2 separate regions of the Homo sapiens genome follow, and region 2 is linked to region 1. A link is a loop called in an ENCODE intact Hi-C map of the cell type or tissue named here. Cell type or tissue: PC-3. All regions are shown on one strand. Links, peaks and the distances in the headings refer to the core of each region. The heading gives the core; the rest is flanking DNA. Region 1 holds the start of TRH-GTG1-2 (tRNA-His (anticodon GTG) 1-2). Region 2 overlaps PRKAB2 (protein kinase AMP-activated non-catalytic subunit beta 2).

Evidence for each region. Hi-C counts contacts between places; a loop is a spot of excess contacts. Peaks named below come from ENCODE experiments on the same cell type or tissue, not always from the same donor. Only the 100,000 strongest peaks of a DNase experiment are listed, where the experiment ranks them.
Region 2: it touches region 1 in a loop (17-fold over the local background); 4 of 110 quality-filtered maps call a loop at or near these places.

The regions. Positions count from the first base shown.
Region 1 is chr1:147,070,820-147,082,809 of GRCh38, reverse strand. It overlaps TRH-GTG1-2 (tRNA-His (anticodon GTG) 1-2), which reads right to left and starts at 9,585; the gene lies at 9,514-9,585. It also overlaps the pseudogene TRE-TTC14-1, the pseudogene RNU1-151P and the pseudogene SSBL4P. RefSeq lists enhancers at 1,461-2,166, 3,581-4,287 and a silencer at 5,778-5,978. In PC-3, for the core only: no CTCF peak of the experiment used is centred there; a DNase peak (open chromatin) is centred at 6,179.
Region 2 is chr1:147,148,233-147,160,634 of GRCh38, reverse strand. It overlaps PRKAB2 (protein kinase AMP-activated non-catalytic subunit beta 2), which reads left to right. Exons shown (of 8, transcript NM_005399.5): 8 at 993-5,529. The coding sequence ends at 1,070. Among named protein-coding and RNA genes, the nearest start is that of PRKAB2, 18 kb to the left of the region's middle. In PC-3, for the core only: no CTCF peak of the experiment used is centred there; no DNase peak of the experiment used is centred there.

The DNA of each region.
Region 1 (11,990 bases), core at 1,284-9,283:
ACACATCCTTTTCTCAAGTCATGGTGAAATAAAATGGATAGACTTCATCAGAGGAGCAAAAGAGGGGATAATTCTATTTAAAGAAAAAGACAAGGAAGCGTTGGGTAAAGCCAAAGATGTAAATAATGGTAATCTACAATTACAGAGCAAAGAAGTGACTTGGGAAGTACTAGAAGGAGAGGTGGAAAGAGAAGCACTGAAAAAAATAACAGAAGACCAACAAGAATCCCTAAACATATGGAAGTCAAAAGGACACAGATTTAAAGGAAAAGGAAAGGGTAATAAAGCTGCCCATCCTAGGTCTGGTAAAGAAAAAGTACAGTTTCAGGGCAAGAAAATGAAATTTGCTAATGATGATGAACATGATGAAAATGGTGCAACTGGACCTATGAAAAGATCAGGAGAAGAAACAGACAAAGAAGAACCTGTGTCCAAACAACAGAAAAGAGAAAATGGTGCTGGAGACGAGTAGTTTAGTAAACCAATCTTTTATTCATTTTAAATAGGTTTTAAACTACTTTTGTTTATGGGGGGCTTTTAAAAGGAAAACCGAATTAGGTTCACTTCAATGTCCACCTGTGAGAAAGGAAAAATTTTTTTGTTGTTTAACTTGTCTTTTTTTTGTTATCCAAATGAGAATTTTTTTGAATGCATAGTTCTTTTTGTGTTCTTTCAGATGATTCAAATATCAGAAGGAAGATTCTTCCACTAAATTGCCTTTGTAATATGATAATATATTAGTACAAACTAATAAAATATATACTACATGAAAAGAGAAAAAAACCCTCCAAATCTTAATGTCTTCTTAATTTAGTGTATGTTTAGCCTTAGAAAGGTGTCTCTCTGTGATTGAGAGTTCAGGAATTCCTTGATTTCTGTTTCTGTCTCTTTGTCTTCAGTTAAATTCATGCACTATTAAATGGAATATTTGTAAAATAGAGTCTAAGCTCAATTTTATAAAAGTATATATATACTTATATATAATATATATAAACTACATATAAGTATATATATACTTTTATAAGTGTATAATATATATGACAGACTAACAAGAGAAGAGCATATGTATTTATTTAATGTAAGTTTTACATGACAGGAGTGCCTTCAAAGGAAACGAAGACCTGTGGAAAGAGCTAAATCTCAGTTGTTGTTGGTTTTTTTTTAAACAGTATGTTTTATGAAGAGTGCATACTCATGGAGAAGTATGATAAGACAAAAAAATGTATGATCTAACAGTAACAAACTGGAGATAACGTAGCCAGGTCTCTGTGTTCAGGCTCTTCTCTGTGTCCCTGTGTCTTCAGACTCAAGGATGCACCTTTCCTCTGGGTACAGAGAGGGCACCTCTCACATGAGAGTCTTATGATAGGCTTCAGGGAAGAAGCGCAGGGGGAGGGTGACAGTGACCTTCCTGCTTCTGTTGTTTTCTCAAATTCCTTTAGCATAAATATTTCCTCAAATTCTTTAGCATAAAATATTCAATATCCCATGTATGTAAGAGTGCCATAAATGCTCAATAATTGTCTTCTGTTATTAGTTTCATCAGTAGCATCATCTGAATCATCAGTATTGTCTATTTTTAACAGTGAAAAATGCATAAGGTAACATACATTACCTTATTTAAAGTTCAGAACAACCAAGGAAATGAGTAACTTGTAGCGGGTGTGAGAAGTTCCGTGGCACAGACGGAAGATAGGCATTCAGGGAACACCAGGATAGAAGAGCCGGAGTAGAAGGAGAGAGAGGAAGAGGAGTCCGCCAGGTGGGATGCAGGAAGCCACCGGATAGCTCGGGCGGAGAGAGGGCGCTCCTGCTCCGCAAGCCTCCCGGCGACCGCAGGCCTTCGGCCACCTTCTTCCAGGAAGACGCACCCTCCTTTCCTCTGGTCTCGGTTGAGACACTGCAAAGGGCATCGTCCTGGAGCATTTCTCCTCTCCCCAAGGCCCCTCGAAGGAAGGATGGGCGGACGGAAGCTTCACCCCGAAGTGGTCAAGCGCGCAGAGCTCCAGCTTCCGCAGGAGCATTTCCCGGTGTCTCTCATGGGTAAGAGTGGGTCCTGCAGGATAATGCCTCCCGTTCCCTGAGGAGCAGTGCTGGAGATGCCCATGTGGCCAGCTCCTAGGCCACGCGACCCAGGCCCTCCAGGAGGAGCGAGGAGTCCTGGGCCCTGAACCAGCCCCCTGGACCCGCTGTGCCAAGAGAAGCAGCAAGGGAAGCTCCCGCCTCAGGGTCTCTGTCTTCCTGTGGTTAAGAGACGTGCATCCGACTCCCTCTACAAGTGCTGGAGAGGAGGCTAGGTCTTTCCTACGGGCTGGGGGCCTTGCTGTCCCAAGGACAGCTGGGGAGAAAGAGGAAGCCGGCTGAGATGTGTAAAGCAGCTCTTGCTACCGCGGGAAGGGAGAGGGCGCGCGGGACCCAGGAGCCACTGTGCGAAGCCAGGCCTCAGGAGCAGCCGCCTTGTTCCTAGAAGGGGTGCCTCCATCCATCTGGTGTCCAAAGACTGCAGGGAGACCTTCTCGTCCGGTGGGAAAGCGAGGTCTCCCATGCTTTCCCACCACGCAGGCCTTGTGTCCTTTCTCCTGCTAGTGTCTGCCCGCCAGCGGGCGGGAGCTGCGGCTGCGGCGGTTCCACACTCTGTGGACGCTGCCCGCCAGCGAGCCAAGAGCCGCGCTTGGAGGCGGGAGTCGGGGAGTCGTGTGCAGGTCGGAAGGAGACCCAAGCTCTGGGTCAGGGCTTTTTTGCCAATAGCCAAATTCAGCGTGTAAAAGACAGAGAGCTCACATCTGTCTGTTCGAGAGCTTCAGTGAGAACACCAAGGAAGCGCCCTCAGGAGCCCTGGGAGGGCGGCGAAGGGTCTCTGGCGGCGATATCCGCGTTGGCCGTGAGCCAAGGCAGGTCAGGAGCGTGCGCGAACCCAGCCCCGGGGTAGCACGAACACCACCGCAGACTAGGGCCCCGCGTGTGGGGAAATCGCAGGGGTGAGCGCAGCCAGAGTGCGGTGGACTAGCCTCAACCAGGGAGAACCCCCTTCCTGACCACGGTCTGTCCCCCGCCAGGTAAGGGAAGAGGAGAAACAGCACAGCCTCCTCTCCCCTAGCCGAGCGCTCAGGGTCACCACCTTCCCCTCTGCTCGCTCGTCGCGCCATTCTTCCAAAACGCTTTCCGCGAAAGATTCCACCAACAGTCACCCACAGGACAACCCAGGCCTCCTTTCAACAGCGGCTCCCGCTCCGCAGCCACCGCGCCCTCTCACCCCCGCGGTTCTGCCCGCCGCCTCTGTCCAGTCTGTGCACTTCACCTCCCTGGCTCCGGCTCCCCCCTGAGCTTACAGTGGACGCGGGGTTCCTCCGAACCCCTCTTGGGAATACTGAATGGAAAAGGGGAAACGTGCGCAATTGCTTGGTAGAGTGTAGACAGACATTGCGGGATTTGACTGCGGTACCATCGCTTTGACGACCTAGTGATTTTCACACCTGCCTTCTGTTCACCGGCCACAGTTTTCCATTTGTGCCTGCTCCACGTGCTGTCTTTGTTGGGTCAGCAAACATCGCCTCCCTTTACCGCTCAGTCTACAAACGAGCGGTCCTGGAGGGCCTCACCCGCCGCTCACCCCACTTCCAACCTCGCGGGCATCGCCTCCAGTCGCTTCTTCTGAAGGCCTAAGAAGCACGTTACCCGCGAACGGAGGTGAGGAGGCTCCACTGACCGTCCCCTGTCAGCTGATAATTTGTGGCACGCACAAACGCCACGACTTGCCTTGGCCTCTCTCTTAGTTATTCGCAGCTCAGCCCGATCGGCGCCTCCGGGACGGCAGAGGCGGCAAAGACGGTGGGCTTCTTGGGTGCAGTTCCAGGAGGGCTGGCATCTCTGCACAGCGGTGTACACCTGAGCGAGACGCTCAGTCGCTCTCTAAAGCCGCTTGTGCGAATGACAGACACGGAGATAAATAAGAGCGCTGTGTCATGAGAGGTGGCCCACCAGGAGTTGCCCTCCTTCGCCAGGGTTTGCACCTCGCTGCGGAGACTGTTCTGCGTCTGGCCCTTGGAGAAGGCCCGCTTACAGCGGCGTAAAGGAAGATTCCTGCGGGAAGGCAGTCAGTGCAAAACAATTCCCTGACTGGTAATCCAACCCGAGCTGCGGCGGTGAAAGCGCTAAATTCTAGCCACCAGACCACCAGGGAGGCACAGGAGGGGCTTTTTCAACCTTCTTGCCACTGAAGCGACAGTTTCCCTGTAAGTGACAGTTTCCCTGTGCGCTGGGAAGACTTGGGACTTGTGGAGGTCGCTGGTCGCTCCTGGAGTCGTCTCACAAGGCCGTTCCCTCCCTCCTTTCTCCAAAAGAGGAGCACGCAGGCGACGCACCCAGCACTCCGCTAGGCTCACCAAGGACACAAGTCCCGGAGCCAGTTGCAGCGTCCGGGCAGAACCTGACCACCGACCTAGAGATGCGCCTTTGTGAAGCGGCAGCGCATGGAGAGACAGTAGCGGGTCACCGGGCCAGAGCCGCGCACTGGGTAACCAGGAGCAGGCAGGAGCGAGGAGGCTCCCAGGGTGAGATCGGGGCACCCCGAATATCATAAAAGACTCAGACCTTGGCATCCCCGACATCATAAAGGACTCAGACATATGCGGAAACCAAGACGGGCTGGATGGGAAACTCTTTCCACGAAGGCTCCGGGGCCCTGAACTGGTCTCCGATCTCCCTGCTGGTCTCCCTGCAACCTGCAATACCTGCCATTTTCCCATCTTAGGCTATACTGCAACGCCACCCTTCCGTATGCTCTGGGCAAAGCTCCAAGGGTTCCCGCTGACGTTTGAGTTTTTTCCTCAGGGCCAAGATCGAACTGGTCACCAATTCGTGATTTCCCATCGGCCAAGTGCGTGGGCATTGATCTACACGCGAGTTTCTCCACCTCCGCGGAATGGGTATTACGGGGTGGGGGAGGGGCCCTTCGGTGGATTGTAAGGTGTTTAGCCGCATCCCTCGCCTCCGCTGACTAGATAGATGACAGGGGGTTAACATTCTCCCTCCCCGCTTCCCCCAGTCGTGGCCTAATGTCCCAGCGGGGATGGGGGAGGCGTGTGAGGACGAAGTTGCCCCTTGTCTAGAATTCGTGCGCCTAGTCCTGCTCTCTGAGCTTGTGCAGAGGACTCTCCAGATGAAGACTCAGGGGTCGATCCAGCTCAAGACCCCCTCCCTCCCCGGCACAGTCGGACCTTAGGATTTGAGGCTTTTAACATCTCGACATCATGAGTTTCTACCTTTAGGTCTTTCCTTCTGTTCTGTCCTCCAAATCGGCCTCTTCTGAGCCTGTTGACCAGGGCCAGCCAGGTAGAAGGCTGGGTTCGCTCACCGAGGATCCTCTCGCCCCTCCTGGAGCATCAGGCCTCTTTCGGTTTGGCCTGTAGAGAAGCCTTAGGGGCCACTTCGTTCGGCATCGTAGGGGGCAGGTGGGAGGCGCGCGGGGAAGAGGAGGGTGTGACTGTGGTTCCCGACCCCCGGCGCCCAACCTCCACCCCGGTGCGCGCGCCCTTCCCGGCTCCTGCTGGTCCCACTCGCCCCGAGGTAGGTCTCCGGTCAGCCTAAGCTCCCAAGAAGCCCAGGCCCAAAAGGACAGGTAGGGAAAACAAGCTGCTCATTTCGGTCCTGTCCGGAAGGGACTCCTTTCTGACCGGAAAGAAAGGCGGCGAGTCCTGTCCCGTTGGGTTAGCGGAAGAGAGATCAAAGGGAAGAGAAGAAAAATCCTGTGAGGTTTCAGGATCTAAAGTTACCATGAAGTCGACCTCACCTCCTCTGAAGGTCCTCCCGGTCCTCCAGTGGCTGGAGAAGGTGAGTCGAGTCCCTGTCTCCAGTTTGCAAAGTGGACAAAGCCTACGACAATGGGCCCCGAATCAGCTACTAGGCATCCCTGTCTTTCCAGTTGGTGGTACTCGAGCTTCCCTACCCAGGATTTCTGTGGATTCCAAGGGTACAACTGAACACCTTTTGTCGTTCCAACTGCTCTTATTTGAATTAAGGGCTGATCTGTTGAGAAGCATATATTCGGTAAGACTATAGCAACTGTTGTTGAGACTGTCCCATTCTTCCTCCTCCTCCCTCTTCCTATAATGTACAATGAAAATTAATCCCCACGACGGGCCTGTTATTTCAATGTCCTGTTGGCAGAACCTAAGGGGAGTCTAGGAGGTTCCAGGATAAATATTTGAAGTATGACACAGTCATTTTTATTTACACATGCATTCCAAAAACACATTGGACAAATGCATCCAGTTCACCTGTGCCACACTTACAAAGATATGAAAAGAGGGTCTACACACAAACAAGCGAAAGACGTAATCGAATGGCTTTTAAATATCTGCTGTTTCTACTGAAAGTCTTCTTCTCTGGCTACACCTACCAGTGTCTTCTCTTTCTCCAAAATCAGACATTCAAGTGCCAGACCCTGAAATCAGTTTTTTGGTACCAGCTTATTCTTCCCCATTCTGTATCCCTTCCTTTCCACTCTCTTCTTTCATATGCAGGAAAGGTCAGCTCTCCCTCAGTTTCTAATTTGCAACACCCCACTCGAAGAACTCAACAACCAGCATCAAAAATTAGACACCCTCCATGGGACTCCATCTATGTTTTAGTTGGAGCTTCTATAACAATGTACCATAAACTGGGTGGCTCATCCACAGCAGACATTTCTCACAGTTCTGGAGTTTGGAAGTCTAAGATCAAGGTGCCAGCATGGTAGGGTTATGGTGAGGAACCTCTTCCTGGTCATAGACTGCCATCTTCCCATTGTATCTGCGGGTGGCTGAAAGAGGGGGAGAGAGCTCTCTAGTGTCCCTTTTATAGGGGCACTAATCCCACTCAGGAGGACTCCACTCTCTGGATCTAATTACCTCCCAAAGGCCCCTCCTCCTAATTTTAACACTTTCCAGGTGTGGGTGGAGGAAGGTTAGAGTTTCAACCAAGGCATTTTGGGGGGACACAAACATTAGGTGTCCTGTGATCTTTCTAGAAGAAGAAGAAATTATGAATGACCCAAAGCTTTGTACATTTCACAGTTAGAAATAAAGAAAACTTTTCCTACAATTTTGAAAGGCCTGAAATGTGAGCTTCCTCCCCATCAACCCCACCACCAAAATCTGGACTCTGTGCTGAGTGTTGTGGACTTTTTGCATGTTCATCCTCCCTGCAGACAACTGGAGATTTATTCTCTTCAGAGGGTAGAGGAGAGGATCCTTGGCCCCAGGAGGGCAATCAGCATAGGTGAGCGAGGACATGTGTCCCATACTGAAATGAGAGAGATGAAGTGACAGCATACCTTGATCTATGTGATGGTTACATGAGTTATGACCTATTTCAAAGGTTATTATGCTGTGTGAAAAAGAACAAAACCAGAGGACTTGCACAACCTGAATTTCAGACTCACTCTAAGCTGTTACAGACAAGGCCGTGTGCATGCGGCATTGGGAGACACAAATACATCAACAGACTGCCTTGGGAGACCCAAAACTCACCCACAGCTATATGGTCCATAGGTTTTTTGTTTGTTTGTTAATTTTGTTTTGTTTTCTGAGAAAGGGTCTCACTGTGCTTCCCAGGCTGAAGTGATCCTCCTGCCTCAGCCTCCTAGGTAGCTCATACTACAGGCGCGTTTTAGTAGACATGAGGTTTCGCCATGTTGTCCCGACTGATCTCCAACTCCTGGGCTCAAGTGACTCACCAGCCTCAGCCTCTCACTGTGCTGGGATTATAGGTGTAAGCACCATGCCCGACCATAGGTTTTCAATAAAAGCAGTTCAATGGGGCAAAGGAAATAGTTTCAACTAATGGACTTTCATATGGGGGAAGAGGGAGACCAACAAGGTTATTTCTTCCTCACACTACACTCGAAAGTAACTTAAGGAACATTATAGACCAAAACTTAAAAGTTAAAGGTATAAAGCATTTCGAGGATACTTGTGACTTGTTGGTAGATGAGATTTATTAAACAGGGCACCGAAGAACACATGTAAAAGGGAAAGACTTGATAAATTCGATTTCATGAACATTAGCCATATCTTCTCATCAAAAGACGCCATAAAGAAAATGAAGAAACAAGCCAGCCTCAGATGAGGAGAAAATAGTCACAAAACCTATCTGACCTCCAAACTCTGTGGTGAGATCTTCCTAACTGGTAATTAAAAAAAAAAAAAAAAAAACCCAAATGTGCTAGATGGGTAAAAGACTTGAACAGATACTTTAAAATAAAAGGTACACACATGGTCAACAAAGCACATAAAAGAGCGCTCAATATGATTAGCTATCAGGAAAATTGAAATTAAAACCACATCGAGACACCACTATAACTCCCAGTAGCATGGCTAAATTTATAAGGAGAGGAAACACCCAATCTTGGAGAAGATGAAGAACAACCACAACTCTCACACGTCATTGGTGGAAATGTAAAATGGCACAACTACTTTGGGACAAGTTTTTGCAGTTTTTATGAACTTGAACATATCCCACTCTTTGGTACCCGCAATTCGGCACCTAGGTTTTCCCCAAGGGACACGAAAACAGATGCCCTCAAAATCTGTTGTGGGAAGAATGTTCAAAGCAGGCTTATTCAGAATAGCCAATACCGGTTTATTCAGAATAGCCAATACCCAAACACTCATTATCAGGGTAGGGATGGGGTGGGAATGGCAAACAACCTGTGCTATTTCCCTGTAATGGAATACTACTCAGCAATGAAAGAGGAATGAACTTCTGCTTCCACTAAGCAATGGATAGAGCCAGAGACATTATGCAGAGAGAAAGAAGCATGTAGAACAGAGTAGATGCACCATGATTCCATCTGCATGAAGTTCTAGAAGCAAAGGTAAAGTGAAAACAATCAGGAGAGTGATTGTTCACAAATAAGGCAGAAGACAATGACAATGATTTTTATAATTCTAGTGATTATGTTATTGATTGAATAGTCACTAAATCCAGGCATGTCTGACAACAGCAGTGTAAGGCAGAGTTCTCAAAGTGGCCCAACCTTCCATAGAAAATTGTTGAGGCACATAAAATTTAAGATAGTTAACCAAGGTCAGGCAAGGGCCGACGTAGATTTCCAAAACAGAACCTGGGTTCTTGGACATAGATTAGACTGGACCTGCCCACTTCTCTGTTTCAGGTGTCTCTGGGACTCTCAGCTGCACCAGAGGAGAGAGAGAAGGACAGAGAAAGAGACCAAGGGAGAGAGGAGTAGGGAAGAAATGGAGGGAGGCGCAGGGCCCCTAGCTGTCGAAGAGCAGAGAAGTAACTCTTGCCAGTGTGTTTACACTATAGAGAAGTTTTCTGGGGATCAAGACATTAGCAGATGCTAAGCTTGCTCTGGTCAGGAGATGAATTTGATATGCCATAGATTTAGAAATTGAAACGGAACCCTAAAGTTATTGGAAGAGACTGTAGCTGAATACATTTCTGCCTTACCCTGACGCGCCTGGTTGCGGGGAGCAAAACGGATCAGCTGACTACCCAGACGAGCAACTTTGCCGTGACTCGGATTCGAACCGAGGTTGCTGCGGCCACAACGCAGAGTACTAACCACTATACGATCACGGCGGGCCACAAGGCAAGCGGTGATGCTTGACCTTGCTCTAGCAGTTTTGACGTCAATAGGTTTCCATTATTAGGCGGCTTTGTTCCCAGACAGCCACAGGGGGTTCACGTTTTTCTCCCTTTCATGCCCGCTTTGCTTTCGCCTCCCTCCCTCCCTCCCAATCCTAATACAGGTTGAGAATAATTCTCATCTCCTCCACTGCAGCCTGGGCCTCCCTGCACCAGCCTCGGTCTCCCTGCACCAGCCTTTCTCAGGAGGTCTCTCTGTCCTGGTCCGCACCTCCTCTGCTTCTCTCCCGCCTCTCTGTATTTCTGCTTTTCACCCTTTCTCTCTCCCGCCGCACCGACCGAAGCCGAGTTGAGCTAGGGGAGCCCAAGCGGCGTAGAAAGTCGGGTGAAGGCGGAGCCAAGAACGGAAAGAGCCATCACTAGAGTCCACGGGGCGTTCTGCTTCCTTTGGGAAGTCGCGGACCCGGGCGTTTCCCGGGACGCTGGCTCTGACGCCTGCGAAGGGCAGGACGGGGCTAAGGCCATTCCGCTGCCCTTCCAGCTTTGGAATCACCCAATGCACGGGTTTCAACCGTAGCCAGCAAGATGCGCCTCTCCGGTTTTCTGAGGCTTTGGAGCCTGCACAATTGTTCTACAAAAGGCGGTGGCTCTGCCTAGTGTTGGATGGGCGCGTGCTCTGCATGGTGAGGCGGGAGCGACAGTTGACTGTCCATTCGTGTGTCGCAGTCGGGTGGTGTGCTTGCTTCCAAGTTTGGAGGTCAGTGGTTCGAACCCGTTCGCTCTCTCTCTCTCTCAAAAAAAAAAAAAAAAGTAAGAATGGTATTTCTTAGGTTTTCTTCTAGGATTTTTCTACTTTGAGGTTCCCATATGTATTGTTTCATTGCAGGTGACAACCAACCAGAGATTAATCATTACAAGCCAAGAAAGGGAATTTATTGTTTGCCAGGAAAATCATCTAACACAAAAAAATTAGCAAAGGAGATTCCTGAGTGTCCCTTTCTGTAAAGCATGCGGGATTGTTCTCTGCAGAGTTCAGTAAACATTTTTCTGTAAAGGGCTAGAGAGATCTATTAAATATTGTAGGCTTTTAAGCCAAGAGGCAAAACCGAGGGTATTATGTAGGTGCACATGTAACCAATGAGAAAACAAATTTCTATACCATTTTCGTTGATGAGATCCTAAATTAACAATAGTAACTGAGTAGAACCTCTCAGGTTGTAAATGTTCTTTGCATTGAGAGCCTAGATCTGCCCACCTAGGCTCTCTGGTACAGCCCTCCCTTCCCTCCCCACAGGACATTTTCTCCCTGCTTCCCTCAGATGAAGAGTTCCATACAAAAGACCTACTCCCCTGAGAAGTAGTGAAGTGCTCCTGGGGCCCACCAAGGCCACACAAATCAAGGAGTGGGTGACCTCACCCTGGCTTCAGCTCAGAGCTGATTTTGAGATCACCTTTGCAAAACGACATCGTGCTGGGAGATGTCATCAGGACAAGACCATAGATGTGGCTGTCAAAGGAGGTGAGAAGAGAGATGTCCAGGGGGAGAAGTGGCCAAACACCAACACCTCTGCATCCAACCTCACAAAAGACTCAAAGAGATGCAGAAACGGAGATGGGGGAATGGAAACCTCTTTCAAGCTAGGCTTTGAGGCCTGGTACTGATCTCTCTTCTTCCTCCTGCAACCTACAGCACCTGCAGTTTTCTCACCTCAGTTGATGGAAACTCCATCCTTACGTACACTCAATCCAGAAATCTTAGAGTTTTCTTTGACTGCTGATCTGTCTCTCACCCCATATAGCTGATTAGCCAAGAACTCAAGTTATCTTGAACTGTCAGGTGTGGACCTTAATCCACACCACCCTTTTCTCCCTAGTTTAGGAAATTTGGCAAGTCATTTCTCCCAATAAAGACAATAGGATTTCCTTGAAATTGCATGATTTCAGTCCTTCCTAGATTCATGACTCACTTAAGAGCACTGTTTTGTTTGCTACCATTTTCCCCTATTTTTATTTCATACCTGTTTGATCTGCACTCTTTCCTATATGGCAGGCAAACCAGTTCAGGTGTGCTTTCCTAATCATAGAATTAGCAATAATAGCAGCCTTGGTAACAACTTATTTCTGGCTGCACCACCAGGCAAATGTCACAGGACTTAATAGGTAGAGGATCTTAGGATCATCTGTATTGCTTGATGTTATAGACTGAAGTGTTTCCCTGTGAGTTCATATGTTGAAAACTTAACCGCCAAGTTGACTGTATTTTGAGATAGGGTTTTTAATGTGGTAATTAATGTTAATGAGGTCATACAAGTGGGCCCCTAATCTGGTGGGAATGGTGTCCATATAGGAGGAGGAAGGGCATCAAAGAATCTCTTTCTCCACGCAGGCACAGAGGAAAG
Region 2 (12,402 bases), core at 1,970-9,969, 77 kb before region 1:
TTGCTTCTGTCGTATTTAGGCTTTGTGTCAGCATGACTCTGGAGTGTTAACCCGAGAAGCATTCATGGTGGATAATACAGTACGGGGGAAGGTAGAAGGATACACTTGTTCTTAATCGGATTTGCTTGGGTTCTTTGGGATCTGATGGATTTTGCCTCCTGTAACTGCTCCTTGGATGTCATTTAATTTGCCTAGGCTTGCCATCTCCTCCTGTGGTACATCTGTAGTCTACAACACAGCCTGGGAAATGGTACCTCTTGCTGTCTTCTTACTGGTTCTGACTCAGGTGAAGGTGTTTGATTATTGTGGCTTAGCTTGGTTCTGACCCATTCCTGATTCTCTCATATTGTTTAGGCAGTTTGGAATTGATCCATTGGATTGGGTGTCTTTCTGAAGAGGATTTTGACATCTACTTTGTTCAAGGATAGAGAGGGATTCCTAGGTTCCCTCTAAATCAGAGAGATCTTTTGGAAGTCATCCCTGGTTTTAAATGAAAATTAGACCTGCTTTGGGACTTGGAAATAGTTTTTCAGAAGGATTGTTTCTTTTTTTCCTCATTGTCTTTAAGACTTTCTTCTAGAAATGGATGCCAGAATATTTTGTTCTTTTTTGTTTTTCTTGCTAGTTTTAGGCCCAACATTAGAATTTAAAGTAGGGAAGGGAGCAAGGTAGGAGACTATTATTTCTTCAGCCCTTTTATGTGTCAGAAACTGTGTCAGATATTCTCATGTAATCATCAGAGCAACCTTAATGGTAGGTGTTATCTTTTGTAATGATGAGATAAAAAGACTTGGACACACTAAGTAGATTACCCAAGGCCACAAGTAGAATGATGATAGGAGTCAGAATTGGAACTAAAACTTATTTGACCTCCTGCTCTTATATCAAACTATCTCTGTTAAAAGTGAGTGACTGTGAAGGACTGATGACTGGGAAGAGCTACCTACTGTCTGAAGTAATGAATTAGCTGCGTATGTTTCTTTTCCTTGCAGGACAGTGTGATGGTCCTTAGCGCAACCCATCGCTACAAGAAGAAGTATGTTACTACTCTGCTATACAAGCCCATTTGAAGGGATCCCTTCTTGCCTCTAAGGATTCAGGAGAAGCATCTCCCTTGCATTTCTGGACTGAACCAGTCTTACCTGAGACTGGAAGGCTGATTTGCTTTGAGGCTGATATGTGTGTTTCAGAGCCTCTGAGTAGGATGCTCTGCTTTTGCATTTGATTGCAGATGAGAGCTTTATGAGTTCACGGAATTTATTTTAAGAAAAAAAAATATACATATGAGAAGAAGGTAAATGGAAGCCTCCTAGCCCCAGCTAGAAGTATTGTTTCTGCCTGTGGGTTTTCACCAAGACCTGTTTGGGGGCGCTGCAGGAATAACTATATAGGAAGATTTTTCCTAAAATGAAAGAACAGCAAACTCTTAGGATCCTTGTTGGGTGGAGATTCTATCACTGCTACCTTGGCTCTCCAAGGAATGGGCTTGTGCTAGACCGCTGCCCTACTTAACAGCTGCCTCATTGCAAGGGCAGTTTTTCTTGCATGGGTTCTCTATATTCCCAGAGTATGTGGCACAATCTGTGTTGTTTATATGATACCAGATGCCCCACAAGAACCCTTATTCCTCTCATTTCACATTCTTCCTTTAATAGCCTCCTTCAGATCCCATACCTGACCCCTCTCTAACACAAAACTTATTGGGTAAGTGACTTTGAAAAGTTTTGTGGCACCTGACCCACCCCAGACACTAGGGCTATCAGAAGGTCTCCTTTTTAGCCCAGCACAGGCCCAGGCCACTTTGTCGTGTTTGTTTTAACTTCTAAAGAAAATATGTTTCAGCATTATAAGAAAGGCAGAATGCAGAACACCTACATTTTTGTTTTAGTTTGGTGCCAAGGCTCAGGCTGTATTGGCAAATTCCCGAAAGTTTTCCCACTTTGCCTGGCCCTGCTTCTGTCTTTTCTTTCTCAGTAAACAGTTCTGAAGGCAGGAGTGGAACCCGGGAGTATTTTCATGTCTTTCATCCTTGAAAGATTTTTATGTGCCTGCATTTTTTTTTTAATTAAAAAATGCCTTTTCATTGGTCTTAAGAGACCGCATTGGAGAATTTCAGGCTTTTGATAAATGCTTCTTCAAAGAGATTTTCTTCTCTAGTCTAGCCTTCCACATTCTTAGATTAATATGGCCAACCCTGTACACATCACTACACTAAACACTGCTCTAGATAAACTGCTCAAGTTCATTTAACTCATTTGATGCACCTAAAGGGGTTCCTCATTTTAAAGATTTGTTAGGCCAAGAAGCAAGAGAGTATTCCTAGTATTCCCAACCATGAAAAGTATCATTCTTTGCACCAAATGTTAACAAAATCATTTTGTTCTCCTGCCTCTTCTTTTTAAAGGTGTTTGATGATTAAGTGGGGTCACTGAATTCCATTTGTGGACTGAAAAGTATTCAATCCACTTTTGGGGTTCAGAGATAAAACATTTTTTCCCAAGTAGCTGGGGCTCTTCCATTTTGCAGATAAGTCAAATAATCAACACTAAAGGAGGCTAAACTGTTGATGAATGAGAGACTCCCTGACTGCTCAGATGACCCTAGCCACACTGAAAGGGCACCTACAGGTCAGTTTAGCTACCTCCTGTCTTTCCCATGCAAAGCTGATAACACAGTTGTCTTTGGACTTGTAGACCTCTTGGATTCCAGGTGTGATGGAGTAAAGTGTGGGATTGTTGTTTTGCTGGGATGCAAATAACTAAATGCTTTGGTGGTTAATTGCTAAGAGTAAATACTACTTTAGCCATCCAAGGCCACCTTCTGCAGCAAAAGGCTTTTGTGGAGAACCTTTTATGTTCCCAACCACTTTTTGAATGGTGTGCCATTTAAAAATCCAGGCCAGATCCTATTATAACCAACTCTCAGGATTTACAGCCTTCAGTTGTACTAGAATTTTGTTTTTATCCAATACTCATTAAATAAGTGGGCCACTTAGGAAGATTCAAAATCTTGGTTATTACATGAAGTTTGTTATATTTCTTGTCAACAGTATTGAAATGTAATATGTATGTGTTCATGTATGAAAATTTTTACTCCACACAGGTGTTTCAGTAGAGTGGGGCAGGAAAAGAGATCTCTTCGATTTCTTTCAGGCCTGAGGCTTTTGTGAAATGCGTCAGCCCCCTGTGACAGTAGGTTTTGATGCTAGTGATCTTCAGATCTTTCTCTCTGGAAATGTGCAGAGAGTGTCAGTTTCCCAAGTTCTGAGGTAACTCTCAGCCCAGATGTGAAATGGGAGCCTACCAGCTGGTATAGAAGGGAATGGGTAGGAGGCACTGGGTGCTGACTCATTCAGCACTGTCCCTTTTCTATACTGCTGATACATCCCATGGTTCTGAGAAGCCTTATCTCAGTCTATTTGGAAGAGAGGGAGGAAGAGAAGGAAGTAACCCAAAGTACTACTCATTTATCATTGTATATTGATTAGTTAAAGGGATAATTAATTTAATGCTGAGGAGAGTTTGACAGATTTTGAAAATGAGTAAAGGCAAAAAAAATTTTTTTAGCCTTTATTTTGCTTTTGGGAATTTTACAGAGTCAAAGTAGGCAGAATAAGAAAATAGTTCTTCAGGAGGGCCGACCTTTAAAGAACTTCAACATAGTTTCGGAATTGTGGGGAAGAGAAGAGTGACTGAGCTGAGAAGTAATAATAGAATAAAGGGTTGAGTAACTTACAACTGAAAATGATCTCTTTTAAAAAGAAATTAAATCAGACACCACATGGTGGTGTCCTTGGATCTCACTGTACAGAATTAGCAGTGTATAACCATCTTCTCTTTTCATCTTGTTCCAATTCTCTCCTCTTTCCTTTCCATTCTGCTTTAAGCTCATGTGTCAGGCAGACTTTACCAGAGTGTCAGACATTACCTAAAACACATACGTTAGCCATGCTGCTGGTATGGAGAAATTCCACACCATGATTATTAGCCTCCTTTAAGCTGAATGGGATTTAACCATTCTAGGCAACACCCCTGAAGGGCATACCTAACCTCAATAGTGTTGGCTTTTAAAACGTATGTTTGTATGGTAGAGAAACTTTGTAAAAGAAGAATCCAAGAGAAGTTTGTGAGGATCCTACAAACCCAGGCCCACTCACTTTGCTCTAATTCTTTCTAGTATCTTGTAGATCTAATGGGTCTGGGATAAAAACTTTGAAAAGTGTCAATATTCCATGTATGCTGCTGAAATGAAGTTAAGTTTGGAAAGAAGTGATACCTCTAGACTGGGTTTATATTAATCTGGGATATAAATGAAGAAGACATACTAATAGAACTCCTTGCTTTTAATTGGGGAAATAGGGCTTTAATAATTTTGACCTCAACTAAAAATGATATGCAATAGTCTCTGTGTGTGTTTGAAATACATTGTGTTCTCAGAGATTTCTACATTCTCACGTTCTAGTGATTTGGGGCATGGGCTTAATAGCAGATGTACAGTGTATTCCTGCATTATTGTGATTCCCCTTAAAGCCCAGTTCTTGCTGTCTTCTACCAGGGGCTGCTGACTCCAGTTACCCATGGAATGCAGGACCTGGGAGGGGTAGCCATTAGGGTCTTTCAAAACTCTTTGGATCTAAGCATTTGTCTCTCCTTAAGTGCCAATCACAATTGGATATGGAAGGACTGTGATTTCTGCAATGAACCCAAACTTTTAGAGTAAAAAGCCAAATTTAAATTATAAGAAAGAAGGGAAAAAAGAGAAAAACTCAAGTCTATTACTTGTAGAGTCCAATTCTTAGCAATGGAATCGCTCTAGGATTCTAGTTTGGGCTTTGTCTGGATTTGCTTTTCTCAGTTGTGCTTTGAAGTGAATAAGCTTTGTTACAAATTAATTTTTTATTAGTTCCAATATTAGTTGGAGTTAACTTGAATTGATTGTATGTAGCACAGCACTTTTGCAGTAAGATTGGTGTGAAATACTAAACACTATGGATTTTGTAGGTGTCAGGTTAAATGGTCAAGGGATACCTACATTAAGTCATATATTAGGTATTGATGATCTTACTTCTTTTCTGTTCCCCTGTACAAAACACTTACCTAACCCAGCTTGTGGTTTTAGGACAGCCAAAGCTCACTGTTGTTGGTTAGTCCTAATCACTACACGGGTCTCATAAATGAGACTTGTTTGAATTTTGGTACATTGGAGCATGTTGGTTGGTATTACACGGCAGCATTTCGAATGAGTGCAGCTCTGTGTCTGTCAGAAAGGAGAGATAAGACTACTTTGAAGGGAATTAAATATGTGAGTCCTCTTTTTAATGGTGCTTTTTGTAACCTTTAATGCTGAGGTACAGAGCTGCTTTTCAATATTTCATAAAGGAGTGGCAGACAAGAGTGGATTTTAAAGCTGTTCTTCAAACGTAATTTGTCACTGGACTCTGACACACCTGGAAATTATATGATATGATACATACAGAAATGTTGTGGGTTTTTTCCATAAAACTTTAATAAAAGTATTATACAGCAATAATATCTGAGTTATTGATTGATGACTGATTATATTATCAAGGTCTGTTTGCCTTGGTGTCTCAGGGCCTAAAGAATGTAAACTGCAAGAAAACACATTTGAAAGAAGTCATGGGGTAGGGGACACAAATGATGTCCTACTTTTTCTCTTCTTTTTGTTTCAGGCTATGCCAACATTATAGGAATGCAGACTTCATGATTTGATTTTCAGCATTTTCTCTGCTGGCTGCACATTTAGCTATCATCCTGTACTGGATTAGCTGAGCTCTTAGACCAATGATTCTCATCCCTGGCTGCACATTCATAACACCTATGGAGACTCTATAAACATTGGTGGTCAATCCATTTCCACCCTAGTTAAATGGAAATCTCTGGTATGGGGTCCAGGCATCTGTATTTTTTAAGTTCCCCCAGATAATGCTAATAGACATCTAGGATTGAGGACTGCTATCCTGGACCCTTCCTACTTCTCTTTCTCTGTCAGATTATATGCTTCAGTATATATGAAAACATTATATACTTTATTCTGACAGCAGATCATTCACCTGAGATGGCCTTGTTCAGGGACATGATTAAAATATAATTTCTGTTTTCCATTCCGTCATTTCACAAGGTTTCTACATAGCTGGCCTCTGGACTTTTTTTCCTAAAACAACCAAGCTGTTGTATTTTTGCTGCTCTAAAGAGTCAACTGAGTTGAACTAAGGAAGAAAAGGGACTGACAATGTGGAGTGTGAGAAGAATAGGGGAGTTACTGAGGGAGTGGAAATGCAAGACAGCAGGACATGAAAGGAAGACCTGTGACAGAAATCAACTAGAACAGTTCACCTCAAACCTCAATAGCAAGTCCAGAGATTGCCTCCAGGCTAGAGGTAAAAAGTGGGATATGGTATGAACTCAGCCTCTGGAAGAATGGTCTTCTAAACATCATGTACCCCAGTCACTGAAAACAAAATGGCACCAGAATTTCATCGGGGCCCAAACTTGCACTGATGTGCTTTCTAAAGCATTTATTTCTGGCTCGTTTGGCTTGGAGTCTTTTGTAGTATCTCTTCCAAAGACCCCCTTCTCCCCTGCCTTGACAATTAACCATGACACAGGTGATTTGGGTACATCATGAGTCTCTTCCTCTCCCTACTCCTCTGTCCTCTGTGGTCACTGTTCATCCAGAATCACATATGCAGGTCTGGAGTACCACGTCCCTTTCTGTAACCCATTTCTTGGCTCCAGGGCACGTACATTGACTGAAGATGAACCACTCTGTTCTCTCCTGGCAGTTAGCATTCTCTCAGCACTTAGCTGTGTTCTGAAGGAGGCTCCTGTCTCTCAAGAACTTCCTAAGTAGAAAGGCAGAGTTCTGTGTCAGAAGTTAGAAGGTTTAAGGTCTGTATGCCGGGCGATATTTTAAACACAAAGTAGGGTTTCACAGACTTCTCAACGACTCCTGAGCTAATTTCCACTTACTACATCTTCCAAAGCCCTCTTGCTAGTGACAGCTTATGATGAGAATATCAGGTAAGGATATCGAACACCTGAAAGAGTTATGGAGATTACTACAGACCTGTATACCTGGATGGTGTTGAGGGGTGGACTCTGACTTCAGACCAGCTGATACTCTAAACTATAACCTACAACTCTAACTTATTTTTTTTGAGGGGTGGGGGGGAAATCTCTGTTATTGATTACAATAGTTGTGGATCACTTACAAGTTAGATATAGCGATTGGGTAGTGGAATGGGTGTTGGATGCAACAGGATCTTGGAAAATATTTCTGGGGGTTAGAGGATAGGCTGAGAATATTATAGATGTTTGGAAACATTTGTGCCAACCTGAAGATGGTGTTTCTTTGTCTCTCCCAATTAGCACAGCTGTGTTCTGTTGGTCATCTGGTAGAGTGATCAATCTAGAGTTAGAATACCTAGGGATGACATAAAGGAATATGACAGTCCGGAAATCTACCAGATGAAGAGCCAGTCTGAGCTCAGAGGGGATTTTGAGCCAAGGCATGGCATTTTATTTTTAGATGGAGCTGAACATTGTGATAGTAACCAGCACTAGATGAACTAAAGTTCAGGAGGAAAAGCGGAACTATCCAAGGTGAACTGAGATTACTAGCCATTTTATCCCCTGGGCCCATTTGCTTACTCTGCACGTGGAGTTAGGACTGACCTTTGCCCAGACACAGGGTGTTTGATGGGGTCAAATGACATTAAATACCAAGCACTGGATCCCTAAAATATGGGAAACAAATGAGGTGAGCCCTTTAGTTGCCCAGGTTACATGCTGAAGGGAAACTAAGATTGCAGATGGAATCAAGTTTGCTAATCAGCTGACCTTGAGATGCAAATATTACCCTGGATTATTTAGTTAGGCCCAATCTAATAAGTGCAAGAGGGAAGTCAGAGTGATAGGACATGAAAAGAACTTGACTTGCTGTTGCTGGCTTTTGAAGATGAGAAAAGAGAACTATAAACCCAGGAATGTGGTAGCCTTAGGAGCAAGGAAATGGATTCTCTCTCAGAGCCTCCAGGAAGAAACACAATGGCTTTATTTTAGTTCAGTAGTCTTTTTTTTTTAATTTTATTATCATCATACTTTAAGTCTTAGGGTACATGTGCACAACGTGCAGGTTTGTTACATATGTATACATGTGCCATGTTGGTGTGCTGCACCCATTAACTCGTCATTTAGCATTAGGTATATCTCCTAATGCTATCCCTCCCCCCTCCCCCCACCCCACAACAGTCCCCAGAGTGTGATGTTCCCCTTCCTGTGTCCATGTGTTCTCATTGTTCAATTCCCACCTATGAGTGAGAACATGTGGTATTTGGTTTTTTGTTGTTGCGTTACTGACCCATTTGGATGTGGAAATACAGAAGTGTAAGACAATAAATTTGTGTTGTTTTAAGTCACTAAGTTTGTTGAAATTTGTCAACAGCAGTGATAGGAAATGAATACAACATGTCTATGGTCTGATCTAATATCTTAAATCAAGAGCCATAGGATCAAGTTGTTTCCAAGTAACTTACCTGCATCCTAGAACAAAGCTCAAGAATATTTATAGGAAAACAAAAATGTTCAGCACCAAACAAGAAAAAGTTTATCATATCCGACATCGGAAAAAAACTGAGGCACTCAAAAAAATAGAAAAATCAAACCATTATGAGAAAAAAAAAAATCCATCAATTGAAATTGACTCAGAACTGTTACATGAGGGTAGAAATAGCAGACAGTTGAAACAATAATAAGTTTATAAGTTCAAAAGCTGGAGAAAAAAGCAAACATGTTTATATATATATATAAATATGTAAGTGTGTTTTATCACGTCTGAAAGACCCAAATTGAACTTTATAGATTAAAACTACAAATCATGAGAAGAAAAGTAAACTGGATAGGCTGAACATTAGATTAGACATTGCAAAGAAAGATTATACTTGAAAGACGTAAGAATAGAAACTACACAAAATAAAACTGAAAAAGGGCTTAAAAATGAACAACACATCAGTGAATTGTGGAAAAACTTCAAGTGGCATAATAATTGGTACTATGTGTGTCCCCTCCAAAATTCATGGTGAAACTTAATCTCCATTGTGGTGGTATTAATTGGGGCCTTTTAGGAAGAGATTAGGTCTTGAGGGGTCCTCCCATGTGAATGGGATTAAGGCATTTATAAAAGAGGCTTCACACAGAGTTTTGGCCTTTTTTGCCCTCTGCCTTCTACCATGTAAGAACACAGCAACAAGCAACCATCTTGAAAGTGAAGAGCCACTCTCACTAGACACCAGTGCCGGTGCCTTGATCTAGGGCTTCCCAGCCTCCAGAACTGCACAAAATAAATTTCTATTATTTCAAAATTGCATAGGCTGTGATATTTTGTTATAGAAGCAGAAATGGACCAAGACAACTGGAATACCCAAAAGAGGTACGAGAGGAATAGGACAAATATTAGTAGAAATAGTGACCCAAATTTCCCGAAATTTGATGGAACCTATAAAGCCACAGATCTAAGTAGCTCAATTAACCCCAAGCACAAGAAATAAGAAAATAAAACAACTAAATGAAGGCAAATCATAATAAAATCTCTCAAAACCCGTTAGAAAAATTGTAAAAGCAGCCAGAGGAGAAACAACTAGTTATGTACAAAGGAAGAAAGATAAGGGTGATAGCAGATTTATCATCAAAACAATTATAAGCTAGAACACAGTGGAGCAACATCTTTTAAGTACTGAAAGAAAAAAAACCCCTACAACCTGGAATTATTTACCCAGTGAAAATACGTTTCAAAAAGTGAAGGTGAAATAAGAACTTACATTAAAAAGCTGAGGCCAGGCATGATGGCTCATGCCTGTAATCCCAGCACTTTGGGAAGTTGAGGGAGGGAGATTGCTTGAGGCCAGGACTTTGAGACCAGCCTGGGCAATATAGCAAGACCCCATCTCCAAAAAAAAAATTAGCCAGCTGTGGTGGTACGCACCTGTATTCTTACCTACTCGGGAGGCTGGGGCAAGGGCATTGCTGTTGCTTGAGCTCAGGAGTTGGAGGTTGCAGTGAGCAATGATGCAGTGCACTGCAGCCTGGGTGACAGAGTGAGCCCTTTTTTCTAACAAAAACGAAAAGGCTGGCAGAGTGACTTTCATTTCTGGGAAGATGGAATAGGCATGCTTTTCCCTATTCCTACCAGTAAGTAGAAATAAAACCCTGGACATTTTCTATACAATAAACATAAGGAGACTCTGAAAGATGAAGAGAAAAGGGCAGAAACTTCAGGCTTCAAAAAATGACACAGTGAGTTAGTTGTCTGCTCTCTTTAGCCCATGTGGACCAGGAAAGGGGCAGCCTAACAAGGGTCCACTTTCATTCTTTTGCATGTAGATATCCAGCTTCCCCAGAACCATTTGTTGAAAAAACTGTCTTTTCCCCATTGAATGGTCTTGGCACCCTTGTCAGAAATCATTTGATCATATATACAGGATTTATTTCTGGGCTTTTTATTCTATTCCATTGATCTATATGTCTTTGTGTTAGTACCACACTGTTTTGATTACTTGAGCTTTGTATTAAATTTTGAAGTCAGGAAATATGAGTCTTCCAACTTTGTTCTTTTTAAAAAATTTTTGTAGAGACAAGTTTTTGCTATGTTGCTCAGACTGGTCTTGAACTCTTGATCTCAAGCAGTCCTCCTGCCTCAGCCTTCCAAAGTGCTGGGATTACAGACATGAGCCACCATACCCAGCTTGTTCTTTTTCAATATCGTTTTGTCTATTCAGGGCCCCTTAAGATTCCATATGAATGTAAGGTGGATTTTTCTATTTTTGCAAAAAAAAAAGTTGTTGGAATTTTGGACTAGAGGTTGCACTGAATCTGTATATCACTTTGGGTAGTATTGACATCTTAGCAATATTAAGTCTTCCAATCCATGAATATGGGACATCTTTCCACTTTTTCATGCATTCTTTAATATTTTTCTGCAATATTTTATAGTTTTCATTGTACAAGTCTTTCACTTTCTTGGCTAATTCCTATGTATATTTTTTGATGCTGTTGTAAATAAAATTATTTTCTTAATTTTCTCCTTTGATAATTGTTAGGGTATAGAAACATAAATTATTTTTGTGTGCTATTTTGTGTCCTGCTACTTTGCTAAAGTCATTTATTAGTTCTAATAGTTTTTTGTGAAATCTTTAGTGTTTTTCTACATTTCAGATTATGTCACCTATGAACAGAAGTAATTTTACTTCTTTCTTTCCAATTTGAATTCCTTTTAGCTCCCTATATTATCCCAGTAATCCTCTGGGAGATTCTCTACACTCTCTAAGGTTGTAGCAAAGACTCTTCCTTAGAGAAGACCCTGCCTTATGCCATCCTTTCTTCTCTGAGACATCCTCCTGTGGATGAGAATGGGATGAGAATGTGATGAGAATGGGATTGCCTTTGAGAATTCTCAATGTTCCAGCCTCTGATTAGGAAAAAATGTCTCATCCTATGTGCCCTGTCCCTACCTTGCTATAATATCCAGAGGTTAGAACAATTCCCACATTCTGATAAAAGTATATTTTTGAGCACTTATTTTCTACAAGTTTGAGGTCTTAAAGGAAATCTTATTCACTGACCTGTGTACCTCCAGTGCTTATCATGGTGTCCAAAAAATTAATTACTCAATAAATATTCATGAGATAATATATGTAAAACCCTTTGTAAACTGAATGTGCAGAAGAATATAATTATTACTATTTCGGTAGATGAAATGGTCCTTTTTCCTTAACCTCTCCTGGTCCTAAAAAGAACTGTTAAAGGTAAGTCTCTAACACTTCTTCAAGCACTTTTTATTCCTGCTAATCCAACAGTTGTTTCTTGGGCTCTGGGGTGTGGGGCAGAGGCTTATGGCCACATTTTTCTCCTCTTGGCATTGTGCTCCCTAGGAGTAACGCGTCCCCATTTCAAGTTGCAGGGTTCCATTCTTTTCCAGTCAATGCCCTCACTTTAACGGTAGACACCTGGCTAGGCTGTGCACTCATCTTTCATTGCAGGTCAGCCAATCGCATGATGCAAGCTTGTGTCTGTTTTTCCACAATTTCAGCTTTTTATCTACAGGATATAAGACTCTCACTCAGGGCAGTGTTAGCAGATTTGAGGTGCAGTGTCTGCTTCTGAGGCTGGGAGACAGAATCCCTGAGTTCATCCTTTTCTTTCATCACTTTGTCCACTGAACTTATGAGCAACTAACCAGCTTCATTATGTTCCTTAGTTCTTCACATATGGTCAAAGGTATTATGTATAGAGTCACTAAACTCCTTGCCTCTCATGAGCAGTGAATCATGAGTGTCAAATGCATCTATTTTGCATAACTCTCTAAACTGTTTGCACAGAAGACTATCAA